Linked DNA regions of Mus musculus: region 1 is linked to region 2. The links are chromatin loops, found by intact Hi-C in ENCODE. Cell type or tissue: gastrocnemius. All regions are shown on one strand. Links, peaks and the distances in the headings refer to the core of each region. The heading gives the core; the rest is flanking DNA.

Region 1 (8,579 bases), core at 2,224-6,223, 200 kb after region 2:
CCTCACTCTGCCGCAGCCACTGTCCCTGCTGTTTCTATCTTTAGTGCCACTCGGTTAAACCATGTCTCATTCCTTATCTGGCCTGCTTTTGTTTTTGTTTTGTTTTAATGTTTGCTGAAACATATGAGATCCTGCCATCTGTTCTGTGTCCTTTCTTGGTACATTTGACAGTATTCACGAGGATTTGAACTTTCATCCTGATGTCCACTTGGCACTGCCATTTCGAGTCCTTGACTCATGGTTGGTGTAAGGAATGCCTTTGGAACATTGAGTTGGAAATGCTTTTAAGCTTATCAACCTTGGTTAGGTCTGTATCTGACCCGGACAGTCTGTTTTTATGGTACTTTAGTCCGTATTTTTCCCCCGGAGTTCTCTATGTATTTAAAAGTGCAGCACTGTTACTAAATGAGATACTATTGTGGTTTGCATCTTACGAAGACTTTTTTTCTGTAGTGTCAACAATCCTCTTAAAAATAATGCAAATATTTACAGCATTTGAATCAGAAGAAAATCCAGGTTATCATTGTGTAACAAGGCTGAGAAATCCAAGCACAGTATCGACTCTGACTAATCTTGAGCAGCAATGCTGGCTGTGGAGGCTCTCTAGTTCAGGAGAGCCTAAACTGCAGGAAAGCCTGCCTGTGTCCCCAAATAAGGGCACATGCCTTGAATTCCAGCGGAGACAGCCAGGGCTACATAGTGAGATTATTTCAAAGAGGGACAAAAGGAAGTAAAGTTCAAAAACCAATAAAGGAAGCTGACTTAAAACACATTTAAGGTGGCAGGTGTTAGTTCTACATACAAAATATAGCTTTAAATTTTTGTTTATATAAGACTTTTTAAAAACATGCGTATGTGTGGATTTGTACATGTTGTATGTGTGCATTAACTGCAGAGACCAGAAGAGAACATTGGACCCCAAGGACCTAGAGGTCCTGGCATTTGTGAGCTGCCTGCCATGGGTGCTCGGAGCTCCAGCCCTAAGCAAAAACAGTGGGTCCTATTTAAAGATCTATTCATTTTTTGTGTGTTGGTGAGAACTCGATCTGTATATATACCTGCATGCTACAACAGGGCATCAGATCCCAGGATAGATGGAAGTGAGCCACCGTGTGGTCCTTGGGAATTGAACTCAAGCCTTTTGGAAGAGGAAGCAGTACACTTAGCTGCTGTGCTCTCTCTCTCTCTCTCCCTCTCTCCCTCTCTCCCTCTCTCCCTCTTTCTCCCTCTCTCGGTTGCAAACAGTAGTTGAGCTACCTAACGAGGGTGCCCGGAACCAAACTTGGTGTTTCGGGGAAAAAAAAACAACCCCACCCCATTTTTTAAGGTAGAGCTCCATGGAGCTTAGTTTCCTGGAACTTGCCATGTAGACCAGGCTGGCCTTGAACTCAGGGATCCACCTGCTTTCCCGTCCTCGTGCTGAGATTACAGGTGTATACCATCATGTCTGGCCACCAGCAAACATTCCTAACTTCTGAGCCATGTCACCAGCCCTGCACAATTTATTTTGCTTTAACAATATTTAACTTGATGACCATTTTGTCATTGATGCATGTTTGTATTACTACACGTATCATGGTAGGAGGGGAAGAGAGAAATACAGACTTTTTTCCAGACAAGAGTTAGTTCCCCTTGCATTGAAGAAGTCTGGAATCACAATGCCTTAAGAGTGGGTGTCTGTTACAGAAAATTTAATAATAAAGTTGTATTGAAATTCTACCTGGAAAGTTCACAAATACAGCTTTTGTTTCAATGTCTTATTGGGTTAGAATTTATTAATAGTTTGTTGTTTTTTTGTTTTTTTTTTTTTTTGTTTTTGACACAGGGTCTCACCCTTAGCCCAGGCTGTCCTAGAAGTCAGTGTAGCCCAGGCTGACATTTCTATCTCCTGTCCCACGTGCTGGGCTGACAGCCGTGTGGGGCAGTAGCACCCCTAGTACAGATAGTTGTTTCTTTCCTTTCCTTCGACAGATGGTGGGTGTAGCTGGGGACGTCTCCTGGGAACGTCTGTGGAGCCCTGGTGTGCCCATCGAGGCCTGTGCCACCGGTGTGGCTTCTGTTGAGCACAGGCTTCCTGGGTTGCAGTGGTAGTTTATCAGATACCATTGTTTGATCCTTGAACCTTTTAGAGGTAAAGCTGTTGCAATGATGGTATTCTGAGGCACTCTCTCCCTCCTGACTCCTCAGGAAGATTATTTCTAACCTGGACACCTAATACCTGGTCTTTTCATCTAGAAGTGTTTGCTGTGACCATGAAGCTTGAGCAGCCACACAGAAGCAGGCTGCTGGGCGTTCTCTGAATGCATGTAATGTTCTTGTCCTAGCTGTTGAATGTTGGACCTCGGAGGTCTCAACCTGGCCAGAGAAGGGAGCCCAGAAAGATAATCACTGTCTCCGTAAAAGAAGATGTGCACTTGAGAAAGGCGGAGAATGCCTGGAAGCCGAGCCAGAAACGGGACAGCCACGCCGATGACCCCGAAAGCATTAAAACTCAGGTGAGGAGCACTATGCCTGTGTCCTGGGCAGAAGTGTGTTACTAGCCTGAGCCTTCCCGTGCAGGCTCTCTCTATATATATAATATATATATATATAAAATAGCATTGTTCTGTGGGCCTCATTACTGAGGCCTACATAATAAGAAATAATCAATTCTGTGTTGGTGGCCCGAAAGTGTCATTCCAGTAACAGCTGTGTAGACCACCTCAAACTCAGCCTTGTACCCTAGTGTTAAAGGTGCCAGTTTCATTATTCCCCTTCTGCAGAGCCGTGTTTCCATTGTGTTGGTGATCAGTCTGTGACCTGAGGATCAAGCTTTCTTTCTGCTTCTGTCTCTGTGGACAGAAAGCACAGCTTGTGCTGCCAGAGGCTTGGTGGGGGTGGGGGTGGGGCATCAGATCCTCTGGAACTGAGCCAATTGTGAGCTGCTGTGTGGGTGCTGGAAATAAACCCTTTGGGGTGTTCAGTTTTGGTGTTGTCTTTATATCTGTCGTATGGGATTAAGTCCTTGAGGTTGGTTGGTTGGTTGGTTGTTAAACTAACTGATAACATGGAAAGCTTAGGCAGATTAGGATTTGAATTAAACTGTAGATGACAAAAGTGACATTCCAGTGACAGAGCCTCCCAGCAGGTGAGGCTTATCCGCCTCCTTCTGCTCTGCTCTGGTCTTCTCTCAGTCTTCCTGCAGGGTTCAGTCCTTCTTAGAAGCTCCTGTGGCTGTTTTGTTGGGTGTTTTACTAAGTACTAGGCAATTGGAAGCAAGACACTGTCTCAAAACCAGGGAGGGATGGAGGGACAGAGGCAGGCTGGGTGAAGGGTAGGTGGGTATAAACTGACTGACAGCCTTTGCAGCTTGTTGTGGCTCCTGAGGTCACTGGGCTGGCTGACTGGGAGCTCTTTATAGACTTGCAGTCAGGTTTTATGTGCAGACAGCTGTTGTCCTTTGTGGACTGGGCTGGTCTCTCCCTTTCCGAGGTGTTGGTCTTTGTTTTTCTTCTTACACGGAGGCCCTTTCAGAGGGTATTGAAAAGCAGTGGTAAAAATAACATAGACACGTGGGATATTGCTGCGCTGTTTCTTTTTCTTTTTTAGAATTATTTTATGTATATGAGTACACTAGCTGTCTTCAGAGGCACCAGAAGGGGACATCAGATCCCATTGCAGATGGTTGCAGCCACCATGTGGTTGCTGGGAATTGAACAGTCAATGTTCTCCAGCCTTGTCCACTGTTTTACATTCTTCTTTTAACTCTTAAGTCAACTCTTTGGGACAGGGCTTCACCTAGAACTCCTGGCTGGCCTCCCACTCAAAGAGATTGCCTGCTTCTGCCTCCTGAGTGCTGGGATTAAAGTCCTACACCACTGCCCCCCTCCTTGCTCTGTACAGCTCTAAGCTGCTTATTCAAAACCAGCAAAGGACTAGTTTTAATTTTAGTGACTCCCCACTAGTCACATGGTAGGACTCTGGTGACGGGAGTTTCCAGTACCTAGGCTCTGGCCTGATGATTCAAGGTCAGCCTAGGAAATATATGATGCTTTCTTTTTTGTTTGGTTTTGTTTTTTGTTTTTTCGAGACAGGGTTTCTCTGTGTAGCCTTGGATATCCTAGAACTCACTCTGTAGACCAGGATGGCCTTGAACTCAGAAATCTGCCTGCCTCTGCCTCCCAAATGCTGGGATTAAAGGCGTGCGCCACCACTGTCCGGCCATGTGATGCTCTCGTAAATTTTTGTGAATCAAAATCTTTTTATTTAGCCCTAATTAGGAACAAATTTTTTAAAATGATAGTCATTCAAAGGTTGCATCAACCATTTTAAAGCTTTAAATGCACTGTTCAGGTCTGAGAAATGCTCAGGGAAGAGGCAGGGCTGTTTTACAGTTGAACCTGTATAGGATATGGAATCCCCAACCTACCCCCCACCCCCCAAGTTCTGGTTCCATAGGAGCAAAGTGGAAGAAGAAAGGAAACTGTATTCAATTTTCCTGACTGACCATTAAGTGACAAGTCGTTCCTCCTCTCTAAAATGTTCCATATGAAGAGCAGTGTGGGAGTTCCCTTAGATGTTAAGTGGGTGCATTTAAGACTGGCTAATGCTGTTTATTTTAACCCTCCTAGGAACTTTTCAGAAAAGTTCGAAGTATCTTGAATAAACTGACACCACAGATGTTCAACCAGCTGATGAAGCAAGTGTCGGCTCTTACGGTGGACACGGAGGAGCGGCTAAAAGGGGTCATCGACCTTGTCTTTGAGAAGGCTATCGATGAGCCCAGCTTCTCTGTGGCGTACGCAAACATGTGTCGGTGCCTAGTAACGGTAAGAAGAGAGGAAGCAGTAAACCGAGAGTCGCCAAGAGGTATACTCTCCCCTCAGTGTAGTCTTCCCAGTGTCGTTGCAGTGCAAAGGGGAGAGTAGATTGCTAGCCCTGGTGTATCTGTTCTCACTGATAGAAAAGAATTTTGCAAAAATAATGTCTGTTCCCACCTCTGGGGCGGGGTATTTGGAGACTTGCTTGAAATGGGACAAGCTTATGGTCTCCTCCAACCCGGAGAACCCTGTGAGGGTTAGGGAGTAGTGTGGAGTCAGATCACAGGCAACGGTTTTATTCTGGAGTGTCTTCTTGTAGAACTAGAGCCGGTACTAACTTTAACATAAACTAAATTTAAAATTAAATTAACTGTTCTAATTCTGGCCTCTGAAACTACGAAGATAGTTGTCTTATCATCAAAAATATTCAAAATCGGAATGTTTCCTCTCTTGCTAGACATAGTAGCTCACACCTTCAGTCCTCGCACTCAGGAGCATTCTCTCTGAGCATTGAGACCTGCCTAGGATCTCAGCAACAACTAAAATAAAGAAATAAGCATTAATTTAATCCGTAGCATATATATGGACATACATGCACATGACTAAGATTAAATCTTATTTAAACCAAGAGAAGCAAGTGAATTCAATGTTACAGCATTGTAAACATAGCATTCCCGCTTGGATAATTGTCTACCTGCTGAAGAAATTCGTAGAAAGGGAAACAGGAAGAGGGAGGGTGAGGCGGGCTGGCGCTGGCTCAGCACCTCCACCACCAGCCACCGCCTGAGCCGCCTACCGCTCCTTGCATCTACATCATTGTGTGGGTGGGTGTGGCAAACATAGTCATACAAGTTTCCATATGCGAGTGTGTGTACCTGGGAGACCATCGAGGGCGTCAGATTCCCTGTTGTTACAGGCAATTGTGAATGGCCTGATTTGGGTACTGGGACCTTAACACTGGTCCTCTGGCATAGCAGCAGGTGCCTCTGGAGCCCTCAAACATTATTCTTTGTTGATTGATAGGACCTCAGCTCTAACATTGAGCTGGATCAGTCTTCTCCCGGGCCTTCTCCCTCCTCTCCAGCTGCCAGCATCTGGAGATGCTTTGAGTTAGCGTTGACCTCTCTGGGAGCTGCCACACACCGCTCAAGGAGAGACCAGTCTCTGACAACAGAGGTTTTTAGCTCAGCTGACAGTGTTCAAGCAACCCTAGCTGGGTAGTGTCGTCACAGATTGAGGGGGATATGTATTCTCATTATTTAGAATTCCTTTTTCAGTCTCAGTGCTGTGTACATAGATTGTGTGCTTTCCACTCATACCCACACTCTCTCTTTCATTGTTGTGTTTTTTTGGGCGAGATAAGAAACACGGGGCTTTGCACATGCTAAGCAAGCTATGTTATCAGTGATCTACCAACGCTTCAACATATCTCCATTTGAACCCTTCCTTCTAGGTGACTTGAGCCCACCCAGCACTATAAAAATGAGTGAGAGACTGGAATGAATGAATGAATGAATGAATGAATGAATGAATGAATGAATGAATGAATGGAATACCTTCTCATGTGATTTTTGCATTGCTTAGGTGAATTCTAAAGTATACAATGGAGTCCCTTTTTTTCTCGCATCGTTAGATATGTTGAGGAGCTGATATTACAGATGTTTTAACAAGCCACACAGCTGCACTTGGTGCCTTTCCCTACCACCTTGTGCTCAGGCAAACCATGTACAACTCAGGGATCAGAAGAGAGAAAGGCAGCTTCCGATGCATAGCTTCTCCCAGGTCAATAAGAAGTGACTAAAGGACACTCAGGACCTCAGCCAGCTGGAAGGCACATAGCTGAAATGTCACACCTTAGTGCCTGAAGAGAACTGCCTACAGGCCTTATTGATAGTGACAGTGTCAGGCTGGAGTATCGTCAGTCGTATCATTGCAGAGTCGATGCCAACAAGACCCTATCTCAGCAATGAAGGAACAGTAGATTAGCCAGGCACTGCAGCTCACTCCTCAACTCCCAGCACTCAGGAGGAACATGAAAAGTTCAGGGCCAGCCTGGGCTGTGTACTGAGCTCTAGGCTAGCCAGAGATCTATACTGTAGACCTCACTCTCAAATCATAAAATATAAAGACATTTTTAACTAAAATAAATAAATTAATTTTGTAACCTAAGTTGCCATATTTTGTTCTAATTAATTAGCATGAAAATGAAAATCTACATTCCAGAATGCCTCTGAATTGCTGCTCAAGTCCTCCTGTCTAAAATACCACTTTGTGTCTGGAGAGTGAATGCCTGGATACAAAAGTGTGCTGTCCAGGTTTATGCCAGCTTCACACAAGCTGGAGTGGTCAGACAGGAGGGAGCCCCAGTTGAGAAAAATGCCTTCATAAGATTAGGCTGTAGGCAAGACTGTAAGGCGTGTTCTTACTTAGTGATTGATGGAGGAGGGCCCAGCCCACTGTAGGTGGGGCCATCCCTGGGCTGGTGTTCCTGGGTTCTGTAAGAAAGCAGCCTGAGCAAGCAGTGGGGAGCAAGCCAGTGAGCAGCGCCCTTCCAAGGCCTTCAGGTCTCGGCTTGAATTTCTGCCCTCACTGCTTTTAACTGAGAATGAAATAAAGCCTTTCCTCCCCAAAATACTTTTGGTCATAGTTTTTATCACAGAAATATTAGCCCTAATTAAGAAGGTAAAGAATTTGAGAAAGTGGTGTGAAGCAGGCCTGTAATTCCAATGGGAACATGAGAAGGAAGGCCAAGGTCCTCAGCTATAGCCTGGAGTACTTGGGACCCTACCTCAAAAAGTCAAGAAGATAAAACAAAAACTTGAAAAATCTCTTTCCATGTCCCATGAGAAGTTCCCTTGTGTCTTATCTGTGTGGCAGGAGTGTGAGTCTGGAGCAAAATGGAGAAAGCTGCCAAGGAGGTTGAAACATCTGGGAGTTACGTTCCCCTGCACAGGTGTGGGGGAAGTGAGGAGAGGGGGATGGGTTGTGAGTGGGTCAGACTCCGCCGTGATGACTGGAAAGAAAGCAAGGCGCACGTCTGTGATCCCAGCACTGGGGAAGCTGACAAGATGCTCAGGAGTTGGGGCAGACTGGTCTAACAGATGAGATATCTGCCTCGGACCGTGGGTGTGGCTGGCGTGCATTGGGTGAGGAGCGAGTGTCTCTTGCACAGTGCACCGAAGCAGCATCCAGCTTTGGGAAAAGAGGGCTCTGTTTGGAGTTTTGTAGGCATCCTTCTGGGTGTGTCTCTGGGTGTCTCCAGTAAAGATGTCTTTCCTTGCTTCTGTGCACAGTGTAGGTAGCTTGTTATATACACTGGCCTTGGAGAGAAGATAGTAGTGGGTTGAAGGAGCTACATTTGAACTGTCACCTTGCAATGACATCCCAAATGCTGCGACTGAGGCCTGTGCCAGTTAACATGTGCCAGCCTGGTAACTGGCTCTGGGCCCTGGTGTGACAGTAGGGTGGACCTGACTTCACTGTGATGTCATGGCTGTTCTTTGCCACTTTCTCCAGCCCTTCAGTTTTGATCAGGTGTCCATAGCCATTTCGTTGATAAGATTAATCCTCTTGATTAGTCTTGATAGCATATCTGATCCCAGCACTTGGAGGACAGAATTGGAGGTGGGGGGATCAGGAGTTCACCATCATCATAGCTTTATATGAGGTCAAGGCCAGCTGCAGCTGCCGAGGCGCCTCTCAAAAATAGACAGCATGATGCTACATGTTTGGTTAGGGTTTCATCCCTGATTACTTCAAAGCAAGTAAGAAGGGTGTGAT
Region 2 (8,579 bases), core at 2,586-6,585:
AAAAAGAAAAGAAAAGATTAGTATATTTATTATGTTCTCTTTTTTCTAAACAACCTGTGGACAAAGGAAACCCCACTAATTTACCCCCTGGGAACCCCAGGCTGTGGAGAAGGCTGCCAGTTTGAGCGAGCACTACTTTAGCCCATTGCTGGTGTAATTACTTCTATAGTCACCGGTGCAGTCAGGAGATGTAGGGGCCCAGGCAGAGGGGGTGAGCAGCTGAAGGGCCTGGTTATGGGCGTGACCTTCTCAGCTTACCTGTCCTGTCGCTGGAGTCCAACCATGGGAAGCCCAACAAGGATGGGTTGATACCCAAGTGATAGTTGAGGCAGCACAAAGGCAGAGTAATGACCTTCATATCACGTGGCACCCGAACACTCTAGACTAGAACATAGGAGCCTGTTGGAGCTGAGAACCCACACCCCACCAGATGCACCCTGTTGTCCAAAGATGTCTTTTTTTTTTTTTTTTTTTTGGTCCCACCTCTTCTGGCCCTGAGACCCGTTGCCTCTCTGTAGCAATTCTGACATCCTGAAGTGGTCAGCTTCACTGATCCTCTGTGCAGAGGGAAAGGGGAAAAAAAACTCAGCCCAGTTCTCCCTCCAAGCTCTGTAGCCTGTAGTTGCCCTGGCCTGGCTCCTGGGACCCCCTTCTCTAGTGCCTTACCCCAGGCTGCAGACCCTGAGCCCCACTAGGAGGCAGCATTTGGCTTGCTTTCCCAGTGGAGCCCCCAAGTGTCCTGACTAGAAGCCAACACCATAGCCCCATTCCCAGAAGCCCCAGGGTACCACCCCAACCTGCCTACAGGACAGCCATTCCAGATAGACGTCCAGTGTCAGGAGCTGCTGACCTCTCAGGCTTTCAGCCACCCGTGGCACGCACATTGAATCAATTCAGTCCTTGTAGATAGAGGGATTCCCCTCACCCCCTCCCCCTCTCTGTTTTTTTGGAGGTGGATGCTGTAGCCAGAGCAGGCCAAGACTGGAATGTTCCCAGCCCCATTGGGCTCCAGGGAATGGCAGAAAGTCATCCACCCACAGCATCACGTAGTAGATATGTGGGCTCCCACTAGGTGGCGCTCACCGCAGTTCTCATGACTCCTGCAGGGAGCAAGCTCTTGTGATATGTGTGGGAGAAGCCTAGTAGTGCCCATTACAGCCCCTGGCAGGCCATGCTCCCACACCACACAGCACGGCGTGCGCTCACACACACACACACACACACACACACACACACACACACACACACACACACACACACACACACCTGGAAGCCGGAGTCCTCCTTGACCAAGACGCAGAGACAATATGGTCTCGGCCCCGCTTGCTAGGATGGGAACTACAAGCAGGCACCTGGCAAGGTTCTTGGTCCCTGTAAACACATTCGAGGTCTCGGCTCTTCGGGGGAAAGGTAACATAAGAAGGCAGGAAGGTGCTGGAGCCGTGCCCTGCCACACAAAGGGGGACCTTCTGGGTCTGGATCATCTGCCCTTTCTATCCCGTCGCCTTGCCTCTCCATAGAGTGGCAGTCCTGGATACTGGTATCTAGAAGCGGGGTCCTGAACTGGGTTCAGCCATATGGACATTGCTCAGGGTGTGCAGGGAGCCAAGGCAGGAAGACGCAGACTGGTTAGGGATGGATGGGCACAAAAGCAGAACCCCAAGCCCCGCCCCTCCAGAGATTTGAGAAGGGCGGTAGCGGGAAGGGCATCTGCCCTCAGAAAGACCCCTTCTCTCAAGCCCGGAGTTTCCCTGCAGGCACAAGGACATGGGGTTTGGAGCTGGGGACTCTTATTTTTTTGTATTATTGTGTTTTGTGCTACTGTAGTTTTGGTGTGGCACTATTATAATTAAAATAAAGTACTTATACCAAGAGCAGTGTGTCTGTGTGTCTGTCCTTGGAGGATGTGTGTCCTGGATCATGGGAGGGACCCTGGACAGCACAAAGCTACCAATTCTTTCAGAAGTCTAAGACCCTGAGGAGTAACAGGTTATTGCTGCCTGTGCCACCCCCCACCCCCAGCCATTCCTTCCAGGAGGTGCTTTGTACGTACTCCTTGCTGGTGAGAACAGTGTCCTCCTCCCCCCACGCACACACATGCAAATACCCACGAGCACACATGCACCCTCACATATGCACACGCGCGCACACGCACACACACACACACACACACACTGAGAAAATCGGGTTTCCATTGTCTTAGAGCAAAGGACTTTCCAGTCCCAGATGCTTGATTAGAGTTTCCAAAAACAAAACAAAACAAAAACAAAAAACAAAGCCTGGTGTGGATTGTTATTTGTATTTCCTGCGCCCTCAAGAGGGGTGTCCCAATGAGGAGGAGATCACTCGGGTGATGTCAGGTGAAATCTTAATTGGTCAAAGAAGGCTAGAGCCTGTGTCTGGGCAATGGAAGGAAAAGGCACAGCTGAAAGTTTTAGAGAAGGGAGAGAAGGAGGAGGAGAAGGGAGAGGAGGAGGAGGAGAAGGGAGAGGAGGAGGAGGAGAAGGGAGAGGAGGAGGAGGAGAAGGGAGAGAAGAGAGGGAGGATGAAGGGAGAAGATGGAGGAAGAAGAGGGTGAAGGTGGAGCAGACCCAACGTGGTCTGGAGGAGCCACAAGTAGCTAGGGATTTCATAGATGGATAATAGAGCAGTGTAGGGTATTTTTGCCCAATCTAGGTATGCAGCTTGTATTTATATTAACTGAGTTGTGTATTCTTTGCACAGGTATTTTGGGGCTGGAGATTTATCATTATAAATCTGGCTGGTATAATCTAAGTCTCTAGTGTTTTCATTTCCTGGGCCTAAGGGGAGCTGAGTGAGCGGTAGCTGGCATTCTCAGGGTACCCACCTCCTCTGGCTATCTTCTACACAGTCTCCATTTACAGTGTTCTCCCTGGGCATCTATCTCTGCCTCATAAACTCCTACCCATCCTTCAAGGTCCCACACAGCATCACCTTCTCTAGGAAGCCCTTCCTCGCCTCCTAGTCCACAAAGATGTCTCTTTCTGACTAGGGTGTGTCTGTTTGCTAGTGCTGTGACAGACACCACAAACTCAAACTCGATGCCTAACATGACCGAAATCTGTTATCTCATTGTTCTCAAGGTTCAAAGGCCAAGATCCAAGTGTTGACAGGGTTGGCTCTTCCTCTGGCTGTCGTGGGAGGGAGGGTGTTAGTGCTCCAGGCCTCTCTCCTGGCTCCGTGACGTCACACCCATGCACACACAGGATGGACTTCTGTGTATACTCCATGCACACACACTAGCTACTGCCCACCCCTTCCCCAAGAAGGGACATCTCCTGTCAGTTTCCTGCTGTACCCCCAGGCCCTGGCCTGCAGACGACGGTACTCCTAACAGACCCTCTTCCTAGCAACCAAGAGTACTGACAGTTCTCATCGCCCTGAGTCCCCACTGCTCTTCTCTTCCCTCCTTTTCATAAACAGTCCATCTGTGCCAAGTCAGTAATGCCCCTCTCCCGATGCAAAACCTGAGCCTCCTGCCTGGCTGTTCAGGGTTTTCCCTTGCAGCTGAGGACTGTGGAGAGAACAGAGCTGCGTCAAGAACAACTGGAAAAATGTAAGTGATCTGAAATCCTTAACTGTGTGAGCCAAAGAGCTAGGCAGAGGCATTCCGTGGGAAGGAGAAGGTCTTTTGTTTGTTTGTTTTTAAAGATTTATTTATTATATGTAAGTACACTGTAGCTGTCTTCAGACACCAGAAGAGGGCATCGGACCCCATTGCAGATGGTTGTGAGCCACCATGTGGTTGCTGGGAATTGAACTCAGGACCTCTGGAAGAACAGTCAGTGCTCTTAACCACGGAGCCATCTCTCCAGCCCGGGAAGGAGAAGTTAAGGAAGTCTTTAAATGCCTCACAGACCTCACTTCAGAAATGGCCCAAGGACAAATAACTTCAGAAGACAACTGTGCTTCAGTGAAGATGAGAATCCGTGCAGAGACATGTTCTACCCATGCACAGAAAGGTCCGTGCTATAAATGCTTGTAATTCCACTGTACTCACAACCCAGATCCCAACATCACTGTCTGTGGATGGGTGTGGTGCAGGGCATCTCCTCCCTGTCGTGCATTACAGCCACCAAGATACATTGTTACAGCCACAATGGTTACACTGTTACAGCCACCATGGTTACATTGTTACAGCCACCATGGTTACATTGTTATCTTAAGCAGAATGCATTAAGCTGATTGCTGTTAATGAGAAGATGCACAGCAGTACCCAAGACTATTTTCATTTTTGTTTTGTTTTGTTCTGTGTCTTTAAGACGGAATTTCATGTAGCCCAGGCTGGTCTTGAACTTTCGGTGTAGCCGAGGATAACCCTAAACTTCTGATCCTCCTGCCTCCACCTCCCAAGAGTGGAGATTACAGGTGTGCACCACCACATCGAGTTTATGGTGTGCAGGGGATGGAACCTAGGACCCTCATGCTGAAATGTGTGTCCCCTGTCCCTCCCAGGTGAGCATGTCATGTGATGCCTAAGACAGGTAACTATGTCACACCTGAGACAGTGGTACCAAGTAAGGAAGTGCAGTTTGATCATGTGATGAATGTGTATCTGGGAGAGAAGCTACACATGGTACACACATGCACGCAGGCACTCACATGGAGTCATAAATTAAAACAAAATAAATCTTAAAAACAAACAAAATAAAGACCAAACATGGTGGTATAGGCCTTTAAGGAGGTGTTAGGCGTTTTGTTTAGAGGCAAGGTCTCATATAGCCATGGCTGCCTGGAACTTTATTATATAGACCAGGCTGACCTCAAGCCCCAGAGATCCATCTGCCTCTGTCCCGGAGCCAGAGACTAATAGGGCACAACCCATAGCTGACCTAGTACGGAAGCATGACACACCTGGGGTATCAAGGAGCCCATGCCTAGGCTCCCATCATTTCCATGTATTTGCCCAGAACCTGGGTACATCCCTGGTTCTACAAAGGGCGTGGGCTGGCTCAAGCAGTTTCACATGGCAGTGTTACGTTACGACCACTAGGTGGCACCAGAACACAAGGGACTCAGCCCTGGATCCACATCCTGTCGCTTGATCTCCTGAGGCCAAAGAGCCCAGAGTTCTTCAGGTGAGAGAGCTGCTGGGGCTGACAAGACCCACCCCCTAGTCCTTAGACATTAGAAGGCAAACAGACCGTTAAGAAATCCTGAACTGGCCGGGTGTGGTGGCGCTCGCCTTTAATCCCAGCACTTGGGAGGCAGAGGCAGGTGGATTTCTGAGTTTGAGGCCAGCCTGCTCTACAAAGTGAGTTCCAGGATAGCCAGAGCTACACAGAGAAACCCTGTCTCAAATAGATAGATAGATAGATAGATAGATAGATAGATAGATAGATAGATAGATAGATAGATAGATAGATAGATAGATAGATAGATAGATAGATTAAAACAAAAAGCAAAAAAAAAAAAAAAACGGTTAAGAGCACTGACAGCTTTTCCAAAGGTCCTGAGTTCAAACCCCAGCAACCACATGGTGGCTCACAACCATCTGCCATGAGATCTGATGCCCTCTTCTGGTGTGTCTGAAGACAGCTACAGTGTACTTACATATAATAAATAAATAAATCTTTTTAAAAAAATAAGAGCACATGTTCTTCCTCCTCAGGCTCCTGGGCTCTCTCTATGTAGTCCAGGCTGCCCTGGAACTCACTATATAGCCCAGACTGCCCTCAATTTTGTGGTGACCTTTCTGTTTCTACCTTTCCAGTGCTCAGATGGCAGGCAACACCATAATGGCTTTTTACTTATTTTTTTTTTATTTTGTTTCGTTTTTTGAGTCAGGGTCTCATATATCCCAAGCTAGCCTTGAACTTAATATGTAACCAAGAATGGTCTTGAATTTCTGATTCTCCTGACTCCACCTACTGAGTAGTAGACATATATATGTGTGTGTATATATATATGTATATATAGATATACATATATTGTACATATAAATATATGTATAACATAATAAACAATATATTAAATGTTTAAATATTTATATTCATTTAAAATGAATTCATTTAAAATGTTTATGTATTATACCACCTTGATTTTATCTATTTTCTTGGTTGTCTGTTTCTTAGGGTTACTATTGCTGTGATGTAACACTTTGACCAAAGCGACTGGGGAGGCAAGGGCTTTTTTGGTTTATGCTTTCACATCACTGCTCATCAATGAAGGAAGTCAGGACTGGCACTGAAGCAGGGAGGAGCCTGGAGGCAGGAGCTGATGCAGAGGCCGTGGAAGGATGCTGCTCACTGGCTTGCTCTGCATGGCTTGTGCAGCCTGTTTTCTTTTCTTTTTTTGGGGGGGGGTGTTTTTTGTTTGTTTGCTTGTTTTTTTCAAGACAGGGTTTCTCTGTGTAGCCCTGGTTGATCTGGAACTCACTTTGTAGACTAGGCTGGCCTGGAACTCAGAGATCCACCTGCCTCTGCCTCCCGAGGGCTGGGATTAAAGGCAGGTGCCAGACACCACTTATAGCCCCCATTTTAAAAATAGAACCTCTTGCCAGGCAGTGGTGGTGCCCACCTTTAGTCCCAGCCCTTGGGAGGCAGAGTCAGGTGGATTTCTGAGTTTGGGTCCAGCCTGGTCTACAGAGTGAGTTCCAGGACAGACAGGGCTATACAGAAAATCACACACACACACACACACACACACAGCTCATTATGTGTCCCTTGATTTCCCTATTTAGCATAAGCAGGCCTTGAACTCACAATCCTCCTGCCTCAGGTCCCTACCCAATTAGTGCTGGGATTACAGATGTTTCCACACCTAGCAATTTCCTCCTCCTCACAAGCTTCAGCTCTTTCATCAGAAAACAAAAAACAAAAACAAAAACAAAAACAAAACCCCACCACCAGCAAAAAGCAGGTTAGATGTGACTAGACACCAGCAGGAACTCTTTCTAGCCCGGACTGGCAGGATGCCTCTCTCTCTCTCTCTCTCTCTCTCTCTCTCTCTCTCTCTCTGTTTCTGTCTCTCTTTGAGACAAGGTTTCTCTGTGCAGCCCTGATTGTCCTGGAATTCGATCTGTAGACCAGGCTGGCCTCGAACTCAGAAATCCGCCTGCCTCTGCCTCCCTAGTGCCAGGATTAAAGGCTTGCCCCACGACGACACAGGGCTTTCTTTTTCTTCTTTATCCATCATTTATTCATTCTTTCAACAGTGATGTATCGCTTTATTCCAGGTGCAGGAAACAAGCCAGACATACAGCAAAGCAGGTGTCAGTCCCAGGGAGGCGAGCCTGTTTATTCAAAAGCCACCTTCTTCTTTCCCTCCAGTCATCAATCCTTGCAGGTTATTTCACATTTAGAATAGGGGGAACTTATGCCAAGAGTTTATTTCTGTGCATCTCTGGGTGGCTATGTACACACACACACACACACACACACACACACAGACAGACACACATTTATATATAACATTGGCAGCGGCGTTGTCATGGGAACCAGCTTTTGGTATCTCTGGGCATGTGAGTGGGGGAGCTTTTATGGAGCACCCCCTGCATGCACTTTTGTGTGACGTGAAATCCTGCCGGGAGAGTGCCCTCCCACCCCCCCACCCCGAGAGCTTTTGACAGCCCCTTTGATCTGCGCTGTGTATTTTCCTCATTGACCTTGTCAGACGTGAGTGAATGGGGGCTGAGTGTGGAGCTCAGTGGCTGGCGGACAAGATCCTCTGGGACATTTGCCAATCCAGTGGCACGACACTTGGGCTTTCCCTCCTTTGAAGTGCTGCGGGTTGGAGGAAGATGGGACTGAAAAGACACAAGACAGCCAAGGGTTGTATTCTCAGAAATAATAGCCACACTGGCCACTTTGAATGTGGCGTGCAGTGGCGGCTTGGGGAAGGGGGTGAGTGCTAGCCAGAGGTGAGGAGGGAAACTGCTATTCCCGAGCGCTGGCAGTAGGTCTGGTCCCAGAGTGAAGCCTGTCAGTACTGTGAGATGGATATTGTTGTTCTCAATGGGGACCTGGGATGTGAAGAAGAGGGGCCAGATAGGTAGGCAGGGACAAAGCTGAGATTTGAACCCATGTCCTGAGCTCTGGCTCTGCACATTGTTCTCTCTTTATTGTTGTTGCAACTGGACACCATAGACTGGGCTATTTATTAATTTTTGGAATTATTTATTTGAGTACACTGTCACTGTCTTCAGACACACCAGAAGAGGGCATCAAATCTCATTCCAGTTGGTTGTGAGCCACCATGTGGTTGCTGGGAATTGAACTCAGGACCTCTGGAAGAGCAATCGGTGCTTCTAACTGCTGGGCCATCTCTCCAGCCCTATTTATCAGTTTTTAAAGATAGGATTTCTCTGTGTAGCCTTGGGTGTCCTGGAGCTCACACTAAACCATACACCACTAGTGGGGGGGGGGGTGCACGCCTTTAATCCCAGCACTCGGGAGGCAGAGGCAGGTGGATTTCTGAGTTTGAGGCCAGCCTGGTCTACAGAGTGAGTTCCAGGACAGCCAGGGCTATGCAGAGAAACCCTGTCTCGTATCGAAAAAACCAACCAACCAACCAAACAAACAAAAGACATACACCACCATGCTTGGCCTCATTTTTTT

The links. Peaks named below come from ENCODE experiments on the same cell type or tissue, not always from the same donor. Only the 100,000 strongest peaks of a DNase experiment are listed, where the experiment ranks them.
Region 1: a loop joins it to region 2, with 2.4 times the contacts of the local background. A loop is called at or near these places in 7 of 42 quality-filtered maps.

Annotation. Positions count from the first base shown.
Region 1 is chr4:138,161,123-138,169,701 of GRCm38, forward strand. It overlaps Eif4g3 (eukaryotic translation initiation factor 4 gamma, 3), which reads left to right. Exons shown (of 35, transcript NM_172703.3): 17 at 2,325-2,495; 18 at 4,611-4,808. It overlaps Mir6399 (microRNA 6399), which reads left to right and starts at 2,087; the gene lies at 2,087-2,170. In gastrocnemius, for the core only: no CTCF peak of the experiment used is centred there; no DNase peak of the experiment used is centred there; H3K27ac peaks cover 470 bases.
Region 2 is chr4:137,963,356-137,971,934 of GRCm38, forward strand. Ece1 (endothelin converting enzyme 1) reads left to right here. Exons shown (of 19, transcript NM_001369179.1): 19 at 1-1,873. Among named protein-coding and RNA genes, the nearest start is that of Eif4g3, 26 kb to the right of the region's middle. In gastrocnemius, for the core only: a CTCF peak has its summit at 5,004 (motif pointing right); a DNase peak (open chromatin) is centred at 5,013.